Regions from separate parts of the Mus musculus genome. Here region 2 is linked to region 1. The links are chromatin loops, found by intact Hi-C in ENCODE. Cell type or tissue: heart. All regions are shown on one strand.

Evidence for each region. A loop is a pair of places that touch in the nucleus more often than their neighbours do. Peaks named below come from ENCODE experiments on the same cell type or tissue, not always from the same donor. Only the 100,000 strongest peaks of a DNase experiment are listed, where the experiment ranks them.
Region 2: it touches region 1 in a loop (8-fold over the local background); 41 of 42 quality-filtered maps call a loop at or near these places.

Annotation. Positions count from the first base shown.
Region 1 is chr10:76,832,610-76,840,609 of GRCm38, forward strand. All of the region lies in intron 2 of Pcbp3 (poly(rC) binding protein 3), which reads right to left. Among named protein-coding and RNA genes, the nearest start is that of Col6a1, 110 kb to the left of the region's middle. In heart, no CTCF peak of the experiment used is centred here; a DNase peak (open chromatin) is centred at 3,252.
Region 2 is chr10:77,017,097-77,025,096 of GRCm38, forward strand. Gm3137 (predicted gene, 3137) reads right to left here. Exons shown (of 4, transcript NR_152191.1): 2 at 1,002-1,148. It overlaps Gm10787 (predicted gene 10787), which reads left to right. Exons shown (of 3, transcript NR_045882.1): 3 at 4,139-5,118. Among named protein-coding and RNA genes, the nearest start is that of Gm3137, 8.5 kb to the right of the region's middle. In heart, a CTCF peak has its summit at 4,478 (motif pointing left); a DNase peak (open chromatin) is centred at 4,475; H3K4me3 peaks cover 229 bases; H3K27me3 peaks cover 710 bases.

The DNA of each region.
Region 1 (8,000 bases):
TGACAGTGTTGACAAATTTGTTAAAATAGAAAATAAAACCTCTCAAAGAGTTTGCAACTTTCCCCTTATCTCTGCAGAGAACTCTGTTCTCTGTAGCCTTGAGGGCCACAGACTTGAGGACAGGAAACACAGATGGGAGGGGGTAACCTGCATCCTTCCTCATCAGGAAAGTGGAGCTTACACCTCACCATAGTTCTTTTAGCTGTGTGACTGGGGTCCATGGTAGGGTTTGCAGGGCCAAACAAACATCAGGCACCAAAAGTATCTAGGAGCTATGACGTGGATACCAATAGGATGAGACCAGAGGGCTGCAGTGAGCACACCCTTGGTACCATCATTCTGTCATAGTGCCTGTGAAGGCCCCCAGGAATGCTGGAATTATTATACTGGGCAAGGACTCATGAGGCTGGGTTTCTAAACAGTCAATTTGGCAAGCCTTGGGACATGGCCACAGCCTTGGTGAGCCAGGGTTAGGTCATTAGACCAGCCTTGCTACAAAGCCTTCAGAAGACCTTTTTTTAAAATGGGGCCAGGAAGGATGGACATCAAGGAGAGCAGGATGGACTCCAGAGGAAAACAGCTGCTGCTGCTGCAGAGGCTGGGTAGGGATGCCTGCACTGGGGTACTATAGAGAGGCTGCTGCTGAGCTGGGGAGCTGCCTGGGCCAGGAGAGGGGAGAAGGTGAGGGCTGCTTATTTGTATATAACAGGAACAAAGCAGAGGCTGAGTCCATTCCTTTGATTCCTCTCCCATTGGGGAAAAAGCCTAATTCTGAATTATGTTCAGCATCATGTTAGCTGATGCCATTATCTTGATTAATTCCCCAACTACTTACTGGTAAGGATTCTCTCTCATTAAGAGTATGTCTTCCATAAATAACAAAAGACAAGTACTTTATTAGAGAAGAGTCCGCTATTTCACGGTTTGGGCAGAGAGGGACAAACTGAGCAAGCCTTTTGGCTGTCCCAGGATGGCCTGCTCCTCTAACTCGGGAAACTGTTCAGAGAATAGCTCCTCAATCATTAAAAGTCCATTTAAAGGATAGGTGGAGAACACATGAACATACATACATTCATGCATGCATATACATGCATATATACAAGTTTTATACATTACACACACGCACACACACACACACCATGGTGCAGCCTTTCCAGCATCATATTCTCTAAGACTCACTTAGGACTCCTGTCTCCCTGTAAATGAGCTTACTGTTCATAAGTTCAGCTTCTGTCTTTATATATAGTATACCAATACGGCTTGGTGCCATCAGAGGCTTCTGTCAAGCTGTGTGTTCAAGAGCTTTCTAGAGAGGGGCTCTAGAGGCAGAGAAGGGAGCCAGAACTCCTCTAAGGAGTCAGCACGCATGATACTTAGGCCTGCAGGGCCCAGATGTGCAGCCCGGGGTGTGCATCTGCTCAGATGCTGCTGTGCTGCGGCTATGGGTGTGACGGAGTGGTCACTGTCTCAGCACAGACCTCATCTAAATCAGGATACAGGTCATAGGACCTCCGTGGGGGCCCTGGAAACATCAGGTGAAGGTAGCCTCCTGTTGCCCAGGGCTCAGGATGGTACCTGCAGCTACTGGCTCACATTCTTTGAGAAAATCTCTTGAAACACTGGGGTCCAAAGATGCGGGCAGGGCACTGGGCTGTGGCTGTAAGGTTGGCAGGCAAGAGCTAAAGCTGTTGCCAGTTACCATAACCTGGTGAAACAGGGTCTGGACCACCACCTTCCAGTTTGCAGAAAGTTAAAGCAGGCTTCCCCTTTGTTATGTGTGGCAAACAGAGCAGCTTCTAGGACAGGCAGGAGGGTGAATTTCACACTGCAAAGGCCTAGGGCATCTGAGCTGGCAGAGAGGGTCATCAGCAGGCACCAAAGCAACAAGAATTTTCTGGAGTTTCTTTTCGTACATGGGTTTTTAGTGAGGAAGCACTGTAAGACGCACATGTAGCTTCAGGTGGCCTGGCTGCTTACTATGAATGTCTAGCAAACTATCTGATGCTTTCAGCATGCCAGGTTTGACTGTATACTGCAAAAAGCCCAGAGATAATCTCAAGTGTGGAGGAAATGTGGACAGGCTGGTGAGAAAGGGGCTCACGGGGCGAGAGCTATGGTAGGAAGGTCATGGCTGGCCAGAAGCTGAGGTGGTAAATTAGGCACAACTCACAAGCTCTGAGCAAAGATATGTGTGGCCTTCTTTCTCCCTAGGAACCCCGAAATGTTTTCCATCTCAGAATAGAATATGAAGATCCACAACCTCATCCCATGTCCCCTTGCCCCAGAGTCTACCCACAGGCTGGAAGAAAAGGTGGGGCCAAATAAGCACAGGCAGCCATATTCCTTGGATCTGCCTACCACGCATGGCACATTTGGAATCAACACAACTTGGCCATACAGTCTAATGATGAAGCCCTTCCCATCCCAGTTCACGGAGGGGCTCTTCCATTATAAGGGAACCAGCAACCAGCTGGCTTTACCCACTACCTCTGGATTTTCCCAGCCATGCCTGGGTGGGAGTCTCAACAGGACGAGATGCTCAGGGAGTAGAAGTGCTTGTGTGGTTATGGGGGTACCTGCTGGCAGTAATGAGTCCTGAGGGGACTCAGAAAAGGGCAGCAAGCACAGGGCTGCAGACCCCAGCATGTGTGAGACCAGGGACCAATGATGAGCCTGGGCCATGTGGCCATGAGGGTCTTTGTGAGCCAGCCTTGGTAGGAGAATTTCAAGAGCTGCGTCCTATGAGCTATGAATAATGACTGGTCCTTTTACAACAGACGATGATTTCCAGCAGAAGCCATCCAAGGAACGAACTTTAACTGAGCAAACTTTCCTCTTGCTTACTCCAGGGACGAGGTCTAGCTTAGAGCGCAGCAAAGAGAGGAGGAAGCCTGTTCAGGGACACAACTAACGAAGCACACACTGAAGAAGCAATTCTACCTCAGAAACATGAAAAACTCAAGCCGGCAGAGATGTAGCTTCAGGCATGCTAGCTCTGACCATGAGCTGATGGATGAAATATACTAAGGGCTCTCTACACAGCTCACAGCCGTAGGCCCGATCTGTGCCCTGCACGTGAGGGTGCTAACCCCAGATGCAGCCCCAGCCTCCCCAAAGAAGGCTGGCTACTGTAGTCTGGGTGCTGTGGTCAGCAGGACTTCCATACTTAACAACTCCAGAAACACATGCTCATAACCCTTGCTGATGAAGCGCAAACTATAAAAATACCAGGAGTCATTGCGTATGTGGAATCAGTGCCACTAGGTGGCAGCAGAGCACCATGGCCTGCTCACGCACAGCAATCTCCCTTTCCTCAAAGTCAAAACTATGCCCTGGGCTTTGGCTACAGCCCAGCACTGAGCCCTCACAGCACCTGCCTCTATAATTCTAATGTGAACAGGAATCACCCACATTCCCATACTTTATCGCCCACAGCTATTTCTAGCTCCCAGGGCAGAAGTGAACCACGCTACAGAACTGAAACTGTTTCCTTCCAGGCTAGTCTAGAAAGTGTGTGCTGGCCTAATTCATCTCAACAAGGTGTCACAGTGTTTGCGTGACTTCAGTCAGTGCCCATGGCCTGTTACCACTTTCCCGGATCAATGACGCCTTTCTGTGACACCATTCACTTTCACTGTAGGCAGCACCAAGGCCCAGTCTTGCTATTTGGGTGGGGGTGGGGTTCCAAAGCATCAAAGACCGAAGTGGCAAAATGGAATGTGGAATAGTGGGTACAGTTTTCTGATAGTCAGCCCTGCCTGGGTCAGCAGGGTATGTTGTCCCTGTGGCCGTGGTACCCTCAAGGCTTAGACATTTATGACAATGACTGCTGGAAATGTATGGTTCAGGCTGTAGGTCCAAGATGCTTGCTGAGCAAAGCCCACAATTGAAAGGGGAACTGAGAGGGATTCTGGGTTCCATGGAAGAAGATCTTACAATGTGTAAGGAACATTCTCTCAGTCCTTGCCTAAAGGGGCCTAAAGCAGAAAGCAGAAAGCAGTCAATGTTGGTCTGCAGCGACTGCTAGACGCCCATTTCAGGGGACCTAAACACGATCATGAACCCCAACTGATGTGACCAGTGGAACTCTTGCCCCAGGCTGCTTCACAAGGCCATGGTGCTGTCATGTAACAGCTGGACATTTCCACCCACAAATAATCATAACACTGGGGTGGAGACACTTGCCAGGCACCAGAACCACGCACTTTGGTTTCTTCCTTGGTCTTGGACAGGAAAGGTCAGGTAGGATCTCTGAGGACCACACCCACTCCAGACAAATAGCCCCTGGAAGAACCGCAGCGTCAGCCTGCCGTTGGGGACTTAAAGTCACAGAGACAAGGGAACTTAACCCCTTGACAAGCCCACGCTATTTCTACTGTAAATGGATGGACAGGTCAATGACACACCCATCCACCCAGCCAACATCCAAGTGCCGGTGCCATTGGAAGCACTGAGCCAGATGCAGTCTCTGCTGTGTCAGTACGGGTGAGAAAGTGCATGCATGGGTCAGCCTCTTGGCCTCACCAGTGAACAACATCCAGAACAGTCTCTCTTCGTGGGAAAACTAACAAAATCATGGCCTCCCTCGGAGATAAGGGAGCCCTCCTTGCTGTCCCAGTACAGTGTTCAGGAAATATGATTGCTTTTGTTAATTTTGTTGTTGTTGTTTGTTTTTTGTTTTTTTTTTTTTTCCGAGACAGGGTTTCTCTGTGTAGCCCAGGCTGTCCTGGAACTCACTTTGTAGACCAGGCTGTCCTTGAACTCAGAAATCTGCCTGCCTCTGCCTCCCAAGTGCTGGGATTAATGGTGTGTACCACCACTGCCCAGCTGCTTTTGTTAATTTCTGATAGACTCCCCCGTCTCTTTTTCTCCTCCCTCCCTCCCTCCCTCCCTCCCTCCCTCCCTCCCTCCCTCCCTCCCTCCCTCCCTCTCTTCCTTTCTGAGACAGATTTTCTCTGTGTAGTTCTGGCTCCCCAGGAACTCGCTCTGTAGAGCAGGCTAGCTTCAAACTCAGAGATCCACCTGCCACTGCCTCCTGAGTGCTGAGATTAAAGTTGTGCGCCACCACCACTCGCTGTCTTTAACAGACTTTCAAAGATTAGTTTTGGCCTCACAAGAGACTGGTACCCATGTATCCTCTTATACACTCACAGCCCCTCCATTATCAACACCTCCCACCAGAGGACCCTTGCTATCACCAACTATGATATATCGTTCCCTTTGGAAATACATTCTCCATCAGGATTTATGCCTGTTGTATATTATTCAACTTCGGGAGAAGGTATAATGATGTGTACCCACGATTGCAGTACCACATAGACTAATTTCACGGCACTAAAAACATCTCCGTAATCTGCGCACGCATCCTTCCCAACCTCAACCTCTTGGCAATCACTCACATTTGTTCTGTGTCTGTAGCTGTGCTTTTTCTAAAACAGCACGCGGTTGGATCATACAGTTCTTGGCATATTCTTTCACTCGGTACTAAGTATGATTTCTTCATGTCTTTGAATGATTGGCAGCTCAGTTCTCTCTAACACTGAAAAACGAACCATATCGTCTGAATGTACCATAGTTCCCTATGGCTTCACTCATTGAATTCACTCTTGTTGCATTTACACTTTTGGCCGTTATGAGTGAGGCTGCTGCACATCCATGTACAGACTTCTGGACGGGCATAGCTTAGCTCATGTGCAGACTTCTGGATGGGCATACCTTAGCTCATGTACAGATTTCTGGACGGGCATAACTTAGCTCATGTACAGACTTCTGGACGGGCATAGCTTAGCTCATGTACAGACTTCTAGACGGGCATAACTTAGCTCATTTGGGTTGATATCCAGGAGCCTAATGGTAGCGTTGTAAAATACAATTGCCATTTGCAAGAAACTCTTCTTCATAAGTGACAAATAATAAAGTCTTCCTTCATAAATGACTATGAAATTTTGTTTCTCACTGTGGAGAACAGAGGAAGGGAGACAGGAAGAAGGATGGGGAAGGAGAGAGAGAGGAAGAGAGAATGAATGAATGAATGAATGAATGAATGAATGAATATGAATTCTCAGTGCTCCATACTTCTGCCAATGTGTGATATTGTCAATGTTATGTACTTTGGCTATTCTGGTAGCTGTGTAGTGATATCTCATTTTAATTTAATTTAATTTCCCTAATGAGATATAATGTGGGAAATCTCTTTCATATATTGGCTACATAAGTATCCTTTCTGGTGCAGTAACTGAATTGAAGAAGTTTTCCCTGTGTTTTCCGTCATAGTCCTGTAACAGCCATTTTTTTATAAATATTTCAGTCCGGGGCTCAGTTTTTCACTCTCCTAACAGAATCATATTCTATAAAGCAGAAAACTTCTACCAAAATTAACCACTTCTTTCCCCCCATAAATTGATACTTTAACATCCTCTCAGGAAAACTAAAAGCCATCTTGATTTTCTCCTATATGTTCCAGTTTAGTTTTGTGTTTTACATTAGGTCCATTTTGAGTTGCTGTCTTTTGGACGGAGGGGCCTGTAGATGCCAGAGTTTCCCAGCTGCTGTCTTGCCTAAGTGCACCAAAGATCAGCTGACTATATCCATGTGACTTACTGCTGAGATCTTCTCAGTTATGAACTTGTCTATTCTTTTACCAACACAATTATTATCATCATTACTGTAGTTTAAAGTCTTTAATTCCATTTATTGATTAGTGTGTGTGCACACACACGAGTGTGGAAATGTGTACACACTCATATCAAGGCACATATGCATAGGTCAGAAAACTTGTGGGAATTACATCTCTCCTCTCTCCATGTGGGTCCTGGTGATTGAACTCTGGTCATCAGGCTTGGTAGCGACCTCTGTTGAGCCTGGGGGTGGGCGATCTCTCCATTGACCCTGGTGGTGATCTCTTTCTGCTGAGCTCTGTCATCACGTTTTAGAGAATGTTTTGAAGTCAGTAACATCATTTTGCTGTGTTCCTCTTTCCTCCACTGGACTGCTCTGGGTCAGTTCTTTCCCTAAATAAACTTCAGAACCACTTTGTCAGTGTCCAAAATAGAACTACTAAACATATTTATTTTATTGGGGTGACTCTACATCAAGTCATGACAAAGTGACATTATCACAATATTGAATCCAATCCTTGAATATGGAATATCTTTCCATGTAGTTAATTTTTCTTTGATTCAGTTATCAGTTTTTTCTAACAGTTGGCCACATATAGATTTTGTGTGTAGTGTATGCATGTGTGTGTGTTTGCTTAAGTATTGGGGGGTCCTGCTAAAGTGGTATTAGATTCTAATTTCAATTCTGCTTGTTTATTACTAGCATATAGTACTTTGACTTATTTTTGCATATTAATCTTATATCTCAAACTCTTTCTATAATGATCTCTTAGCTTTGTGACTTTTGGGTAGTTTTTGTCTGCTTACAATTTTTAATCTTAAATGTCCGCCTGAGGCCTGGATGCCAAAGGCTAGACTGGCAGCCTGTGGTTCTACTGGGAGGTGTCGGAAGCTTTAGGAAGTGCTTGCTACCTAGTAAAAAGATGTTAGCTCACTGCAAGTGTGCCCTTCAAGATAACTGGAACCTGGTCTGCTCTCCTCTCCCCTCTCTGTCAGACAGCCTAATTTTCTTCTCTAAGAAGTCACCTTGTTTTCAATCTTTCCTTATACTTTACTGATTCATATCACTGTGATTTAATTTTCATCTAGTTCAAAACATTTCTGAATTTCACTTTCTCATTCCCTCTCTCTAAAGACCTTCTAACATCACTTAAAAGGCAGGAGGGAGGGTCGTGTGGTTCGGAACAAGAGCCACTCTGACCCAGTGAGCCCTCTTTGCTGCCAGGCCCTTTCCTCCTCCCTTCCGGCCCACGGTCACTTTGTGGAACAATAATGTGGGCGCAGGGAGTGCTTGCTACTGGAAATGCTTAGAGCAAGAGCTGTTTTCTAGCTTGAGTTCTGAACTGGAGGGTCATCAAAATAAATTCTAGACAGAGATAAAAA
Region 2 (8,000 bases), 180 kb after region 1:
ACCTCGTGCTCCTTTGAATGGGAGCTACAGATGGGAAAGTGGCTCCAGACTAGGTACAGTGTATGAGCAGGAGAAGACTTCTTTTGAGTTATGCAAACAAACTATGCATTTAATAGAACAAAGACCTTAGAATTGACCTGGAAAAAAATCTAACCATGATGACTCACACCTATAATTCTGGCACTTAGAAGGGGGAGGCAGGAAGATGATCATGAGTTCATGGCCAGCCTGGGCTATATAATAAGATCACGTCCAAACAACATATCTTTTAAACTCTGGAAGCTACCCTTGTTTCCAGTGTATGTGTGTGTGTGTGTGTGTGTGTGCACATGCATGTATGAGTGCATGTATGTGTGTGTGCATACATATGTGCATGTGTGTGTACATGTGTGTACATGTGTGTGTATCTGTGTGCACATGCATGTGTGTGTCTGTGTGCACACACATGTGTGTGTATGTGTGTGCATGCATATGTGTTTCTGTGTCCCCTCTTATTATTCACTGACCTGAGGACACACGAACACACACACACAGCACACTCCCATTGCTAGTCGCCTACTCCTACTATTCACCTACTTCTAGAGGTGCACTGGAGGGTCGTTCTTTACTCTGACCAATTGGAAGTCTGCTCACCTCCTTCTGCAGCAGCCTTGTGGGCTGTCTCTACCCATCCTTGGGATATGAATATTGACTGCAGAGGGCGCTTCCGAGGCCTGCACGTATCCTCTGTTTATTTCAGCAGCTTCCTCATACCTGATCTGTTTCTATGTTTCATCTCTCAGTACTTTAACCTTTGCCTTTCTACGTGTGTGTTCTGGGCCTCTGCCAGCTGTTGCATTTACACGTGCTGTTCCATTAGTTCCCTCTCTCGTCCAGCAATGCTCTGCTTCACTCTGGGGGTACCACGATCTGCAGCCCTGCAGACATCCAGGCTAAGAAACCGGCCTCCACCCTCACCTCAAGTCCAGTGCGCCCCATCCCCACCCCAGTATGACACTCACCAGAGCATGGCTCCTCCACCTGGTAGCCTTTGCTGAATGAGTCCTAGTGGGCTTTCCTACCCATCTCTTCTGGAGATCCTTTCAACTCCCCAGGGATCTCAGGAGTCCCCAACACTGTGACAATGGAAGCAAGTACTTCCTTCTCCCCTGGGGAAAAATCAGAAGCACTCAGCAACTGGAGGTGACTAAGTCAAGATTCCAAACCCAGTCACAAAGCAAGCTCGAGGCTTGTATTCCCATCTGGGTGTGCCCATGTGGTATCAGGATTGGCAGATAGCCCAGCAAGGACAACCCACCCCCATAGCCACCCTCACCCAAGTCATCACCACTGTCCCTGAGGTCCCCACTGCTACATCCTCCAAACTCCTGTACTTCCAACAGCAGGAGGCTGGGCACTGCTTGGTTTAGTCTTAGTGCAGCATTTCGAGAATTCAATTAGTTTTAATTAGTACAAATTTAATCCATTTTAATTAGTTTTAACTAATTGTAAACTCTTAATTAGTAAAAACTCGGGCTTTACACCCAAGAATTTCAGACGGAAGACTCCCCTTTACCAGTTGGAAATAACACGGACATGGAAGATGCTGGGAGGTGGCAGTCAGGGCCTGATTCCTTCACAAGGCCTATGCCCCTTGCTGGCTGCCTGCAATATGGCTGTCAGCTTCCATTCCCACCTGAGGATGCTCGTGTGATGCTTTGATCACGTGGACTGGGTCCTAAAGGCTTCTGCCTATATGACATAATATGTCTATCACTCCCTACTCTTTCCACAGGATCCTTGGAGTCTGAAGGGCACTTCTCCTGGCTCCCCAAGTCCCTGGTCCTTCTTCCCAGCTCTGTAAAACTCCTCCCACCTTTATGCTTTGGGGCTTTTACCATGACCTTTGAAAGGTTGATCCTGGATGCCTGCCCACCGAAGAGATGAAATTCAGAGAGATTCCCCAATACCTTTGTCACTCCCTCATCTCCTCTACTCTCCCCCCCCCCAAAATATTGGGGAGCCAGGATGCTGAGGCAAAGTGCAAGGACTGGCCCTGCCCTGCCTCCTCATTACCATCCCCTCCTGTTCCCCGCCCTTCCCCAGATGTCTTAGACCTGGGGGCTCAGAGGACAAAGAATGGTGAGAAAAACCTCTAGGTCTGGAGTCAGTGCCCTGGACTGATGTCACTTCACTTCTGTGACAATAGATTTCCAGCTCTGTCTACTAGAGATGTGACCCTGCCAGCTGGGGGTGTGCCTCAAGCTGGCATTGCGGGACCGCCAAAAGCAGGGACACCTAGAGACACTTATTATACATGGGCAAAGCAGAAAGGAGAGCCTACCCCATCCACCAGGAGGGGGTATTCTTGGTCATACATCCTCCACCTCAGATCTCAGTCCAGCCAAAACAGGAAGCAGGGGACCAGGTATCTCAGGGAAGTGTGGTTTCTGCAGCTGTTCTGCCTTTTGTAGCCTTGGAGCCCGTCTAACCCCAGCTCCTCTGCCCCATAGAAAGAGGCTGAGCCCGGGACACAGCACCAGACTTTGACAGGGCTCTATATCGACCTTGAATTTCAGGAAAAACAACTAGAGAAAACTCAAGTTCCCGAGGTGCAGCGTGAGGAAGCGTTGCTTAGAAATACTAGCAAAATAAAAGGAGACAGTATTTTGGAAATAGGAAACTGGATCTGTAAACATTGTCAGCTAACAGGTAACCCCCAGGGAGAGGAGGAGGCAGAGGAATTGTTGCCGATTCTCAGTTTTCACTAGGAAAAAAAAGAATAGGATCAACATACAGTGTTAGAGTTGGCCAAATTGAGACAGAACTCAGAAAGCAAACTCACGCTAGGGCAATTCTTATCAATTCATCAAAGGCAATAGGAGAAAAATCATACTTAGTGCTATTAGCAATAGCCAGAAGCAGGTGGCACTCAAGCATCCATCATGGGTGATAGGCAAAGGGAAAGAGACCCATGCACACAATGGAGTCTTACTCATCCTTTCAAAGGAAAAGCATTCTGGTGTATGCTATACAGCATGCCAGGATCTTGAAGGCATTGTGCTAAGTGAAACAAGCCAGTCGCAGGAAAGGCACCATCGATTTTGTTCGTCAGGTTCCTGCTGTCATCAAACCACTGACACAGAAAGCAGAGAGGTGTCTGTAGGGGCTGGAAAGTGGAGAGATTGTCAGTGTTTTAATAGGGGCAGAGCTTCAGTGCAAGGTGATGGGGGTAGTCTAGAAATGGCGGCTATGACTGTATAGCCATGTGAAGGACTCTGCTGTTTGTCCGGTTACCTGAAAATGATTCAAATGGCAAATTTCATGTTATATATGTTTTACCATTCATTAAGAATAAATGTAACAACAGACTGGCCTGGGTTAGGGTGGGATGGGGGCCAGCTGTGAGGCCAAGGACCACCCTGCTCTTAGTCCACTGGGACTTGACACCTGGGAATTCTCTCAGGTTGGCCAAGGATGCAGCCTTAAATGTATTCACTGTGCACTCTTGATGCCTGGAGATGTGTACCAACTGGTCTCCTTAGAACAGCGATCCTCAACCTTCTTAATGCTGTGACCCTTTAATACAGCTCCTCCCATTGTGAAGACACCCCCTCCCATAACCATAAAGTTACTTTTGTTGCTGCTTCATAACTGTAATTTTGCTACTGTTATGAATCGTAATGTAAATATTTTTGGAGACAGAGGTTGGCCAGAGGGGTCGTGACCCACAGATTGAGAACCACTGTCTTAGCCCTCACCCCTGAGCAGCCACATCAGGAAGGACCTGATAGAGCTCATTGTGTAGGACACACTAGCTTCCCAGGCCCTTCTGGGGAAGAGACACCCTCTAGGGAAGGCCTCCACAGCCTGCTAGCCACCAGATCCAGCAGGGCCATGTTAAGGGACAGAAGCTGCACTGATCTCAAGCTAAGGGCCAACCAAGGCTTCCTCTCACCCTCAGATCCATCTTTGGATAGGGCAAGGCAGGTTTAGGAGGTTGGTGGTGGGGGGCTATGTTAGAGTGTTCTGCACACACACATTTTGAATTTGAGGAATCTATACCTTGGGTTTGCTGGGAGGTAAGGAGCTGTATGTATCCCAGGCCAATGTAAAAGAGACTCAACGCCCTTTGTCTCCTGAAATGTCTTCCTGCTAGCAACAACAAGGATGAACCGCTGGTTCCTTCTGTCTAAGGGCCCCATGGACCATTCCGAGTGAAGGACAGTCTCAGGCCAAGACCTTGGTTCTACCTCTTAATTTTGAGCCAAGTACTTCCTGTATGCCACTGTGGATGGTAGTGATGATGTCCCTCCTCCCAGGAGTCTCAGGACAGCGGCATCCTGGGATTGGAAGCCAGAGGTAGGTCTCTTGGGACTATCCTCACCTGAACTGGGGGAGGTGTTATCTCTCTGCTCCATTGTGCCTAATCTGACCCAGTAAGACCGACCCCTCTTGTGCCCTGAAGTCACTGTGTGACTACACTGCCCCCTAGTGGCAGAATGGTACACCTCCCTGCACCGGCAGCCATCCAGTTCCATTGGGTTTTATTATCTCAACAATACATGCAGCCTATCAGTGAACGGTGTGCTTCCTGCCATCCTGGAGAGACATAAAAACTGAGATCAGAGAGTTCTTTGTACAGCGATGCCCAGTACGCGACCCCTCTCTGCCTTCCAAAGACTGCATGCATTCCGGGAATCCAGAGAGCTGTGAAACAGACCCTCGGGTTCCAGGAACGAAATACTCGTGGCACTGGAACTCAACGGGAGGGGAAGGAAGAGTGTGCAGGACCCAGTACAGCCCCGAGCAGCAGACAAGCTCCCTCATCCTATCCTCGGCTCCATGGGGCTCAGGAAGAGCTCACTTGGTCGGTTGTCAGCCTCTGAGCTGGGCCATGCACAGCAGCAACGATGGCTGCTATGAAGTGGGTCAAGATGTCTGGCACTCAACTGGACACCGGTGGCATGAGAGACTAGAGGATGTCACCAACCCCTGCCTGATCGCAACATTCCCCCCAACCACAGCCATATGTAACAGGTTTGGGACATTGTAGACTTCTACTTTTCTCTTTGAGTATCTGGTTCTTTCTAGGTAAACTGGCCCATATTCTGACTATTTTAACTGATCTTGTCCTGCAGACTCTGCCTCTGTGATTTTTTTTTTAAGGTGGAGAGAGGTATAGAAAAATAACCAGTGTCAACATCTGGAACACCTGCACATACATTTGTCCAGGCATGTGCACTCGGGGAGAGAGAGAGAAAAAAAAAATCACAGCCCTGAAAATATTCTAATCAGTCTTCTGATTGAGTCATGGAAATGAACCCAAAACAGCAACCTATCCATAGACCAATGAATGGGTGCGAGTTCATAACACACGCACCGACGCATCTCACCCAAGAACACGCCGAGGAAAGTTAATCATTAATCATTCTTGAGCTGTATTATTTATAGAGGAATAAGTGTGATTGAAACATGCTACACGTGAACACTACCTCTTAGCTCTAGGACATTGCGTACCGCCTGTATCCAAAGGCCAATGTCCTACTACCCAGCTGGCCATGTTTCCTCCCACCCGGGCCTCCTGGGGCCCAGCTTCCCGCTGCTGTCTCCCTCCTAGCTGCATTGGCCTGACTCCCAGTAGGGCAGTTAGGAGCTTGCAATCTCTCCCACCCCAGGCCTCTCACCCATGCATGGCAGAACAGAAAAACCATCTTTATTGAGGTGCAATTCACAAGTAAGAAACACTCAGTCATGTGATTAAGGTGGCTGTACCTAATGACCACATTCTGCCTGTCAAGAGAGTTCACACGTAACCCAAGAGCCCAGCCCTACCCAGTATCCTCTGCTAGCCACAGGCTTCCTGGCAGAAGAGAGCCTTGCCATTGGACAGGGCACACAGCAGGGACTCTTGCCCTGGGCAACACTATATCAACAACACTATAATTTTGAAGAGTCACCCAAAGCCTGTGTCACCACAGAGGCCATGGGATTGTCCCTTAGGTCCTGCTGCATGTCTGGGTTGCTGTTAGTTGTGAGCAGTTTTGAATAAAAGTGCATGAGCCTTGTAGGAACATGCTTTGCTCCTCCTGAGAAGGGGGACAGAGAGTTGGACACACTTGACTTTTCCAGAACAGACGTGCCCCTTGCCACCCGTGATTGCTGCGTGTTGTCGCCAGCACTTAGCACTGTCTGGTTTTAAGTATTCTTGAGGGCACATGTTGATTGGTGAGGAACAATATTAGACACACTTTCACACGCTTAGGACTCAACTGTTCAGACCTTACATATTTTACTTTTATTACATTTGTCTAGTGTGTGTGCATGCTTGCAATCACACACACACACACACACAAGTCAGCAGACAATTTGCAGGAGTCAGCACCTCTGTGTGGGTCCCAGGAATCTGGCTCAATTTGCCAAGCGAGGTAACAAGTGTCTTTAACCCCTTTGATGGCCCAGTTGTTTCGTATTTTAAAAATTGAGCATCCAGCCAGGCGTGGTGGTGCACGCCTTTAATCCCAGCACTTGGGAGGCAGAGGCAGGTGGATTTCTGAGTTCGAGGCAAGCCTGGTCTACAAAGTGAGTTCCAGGACAACCAGGGCTACACAGAGAAACCCTGTCTTGAAAAACCAAAAATAAAAAAATTAAAAATTGGGCATCCCATTTTCTTAGTCTTAAGCTATGACGGTTGTTTAGGTATTCTGAATACATGCCCATGCCCTGGATGAATATTTTCCACCAGGCATGGCTTGCTTTGCGGTTCATTTAATGGTACATTTTGGTGCCCAGACTGATAATTCTCTCTTTTGGAGACTTTGCTTCCTGGATCCTTAATGCCTGCCTAAAGGAAGGACTCTTGCCTTTGGCATCCTATTTGGGAAGATGAGGACTCTTTTTAAAATCCCAGAACTTAGTACAAAAGTTTGGATGTTGAATGTCCCCTGAAGGCCCATGTTCTGAAGGCTTTGTTCCCAGTGTGGTATTACAAAGAGTGGTGGCACTTTTTTTTCCCTTGAGACAGGGTTTTTCTGTGTAGCCCTGGCTGTCCTGGAACTCACTTTGTAGACCAGGATGGCCTCAAACTCACAGACATCCAACTGCCTTTGCCTCCCAAGTGCTGGTGTGTACCACTATTCATAGCTGTTGATGGTATTTATAAAGGGTGGGACCTAGTGGGAAATCTTTAGGTTACCAAGTGCACACCTTGACCTTGAAGGGAGCTGTTCTATCCAGCATTTTCCTGGTTCCTTTTGCTTCCTGACTGTAGCCTGAGCAGCTGTGTTGTTCTACCAGCTCCTGCCGTGGCCCTCTGCCTCACTACAGACCCAAAGCAATAAGGCCAAGTCACTATCGCCCAAGATAAACCTCTCCTTTTGATCAGCTAATTGTCGCAGGACTTCTGTTCAGCGATAAGGAGGCATGTGGACTGCCATAGGACTCCTGAAGATGATGGAAATGGGCCACACCCAAGTTTTCCAGTCCACAGCCAAGAGCTTTGGGCAGCAGGCAAGCAGGAGATGTTCACTAGGCAACTGGAGTTTACCGAAGCAAATGTAAATGGTGTTATCTTCTAATTTAGGTACGTGACCCATTTGAAGTTGTATTCATGAGTACAGATAGATTGGTTTTGTCCACCGCCCCCCCACACACACACACGGAGCTGGGAATGGCATCCTGGGTCTTATGCAAGTTGGGCAAGCTCCTGTCCCAGAGCTCCCTCATTCCTGGTGTCTGCTCCAGTCCCATGGAGACCTTGAACTCCTTCAGTTCTCAAGACTGTCTTTCCTCAGTGAGACACTTTTTCAGAGAAATTTTTGGTTGAGACAGGGTCTCTTTACTCATTCCTGGCTGTCCTGGAACTCATTACATAGACCAGAGTGGTCTCTGACTCACAGAAAACTGCCTGCCTCTGCCTCCTGACTACTGGGATTAAAGGTATGAACTACCATGCACAGCATTTAGCCTCCCCCCCCCCCCATGAGCTTTTGGTCCTCTTGCCTCTACTTCTTGTGTAGAGT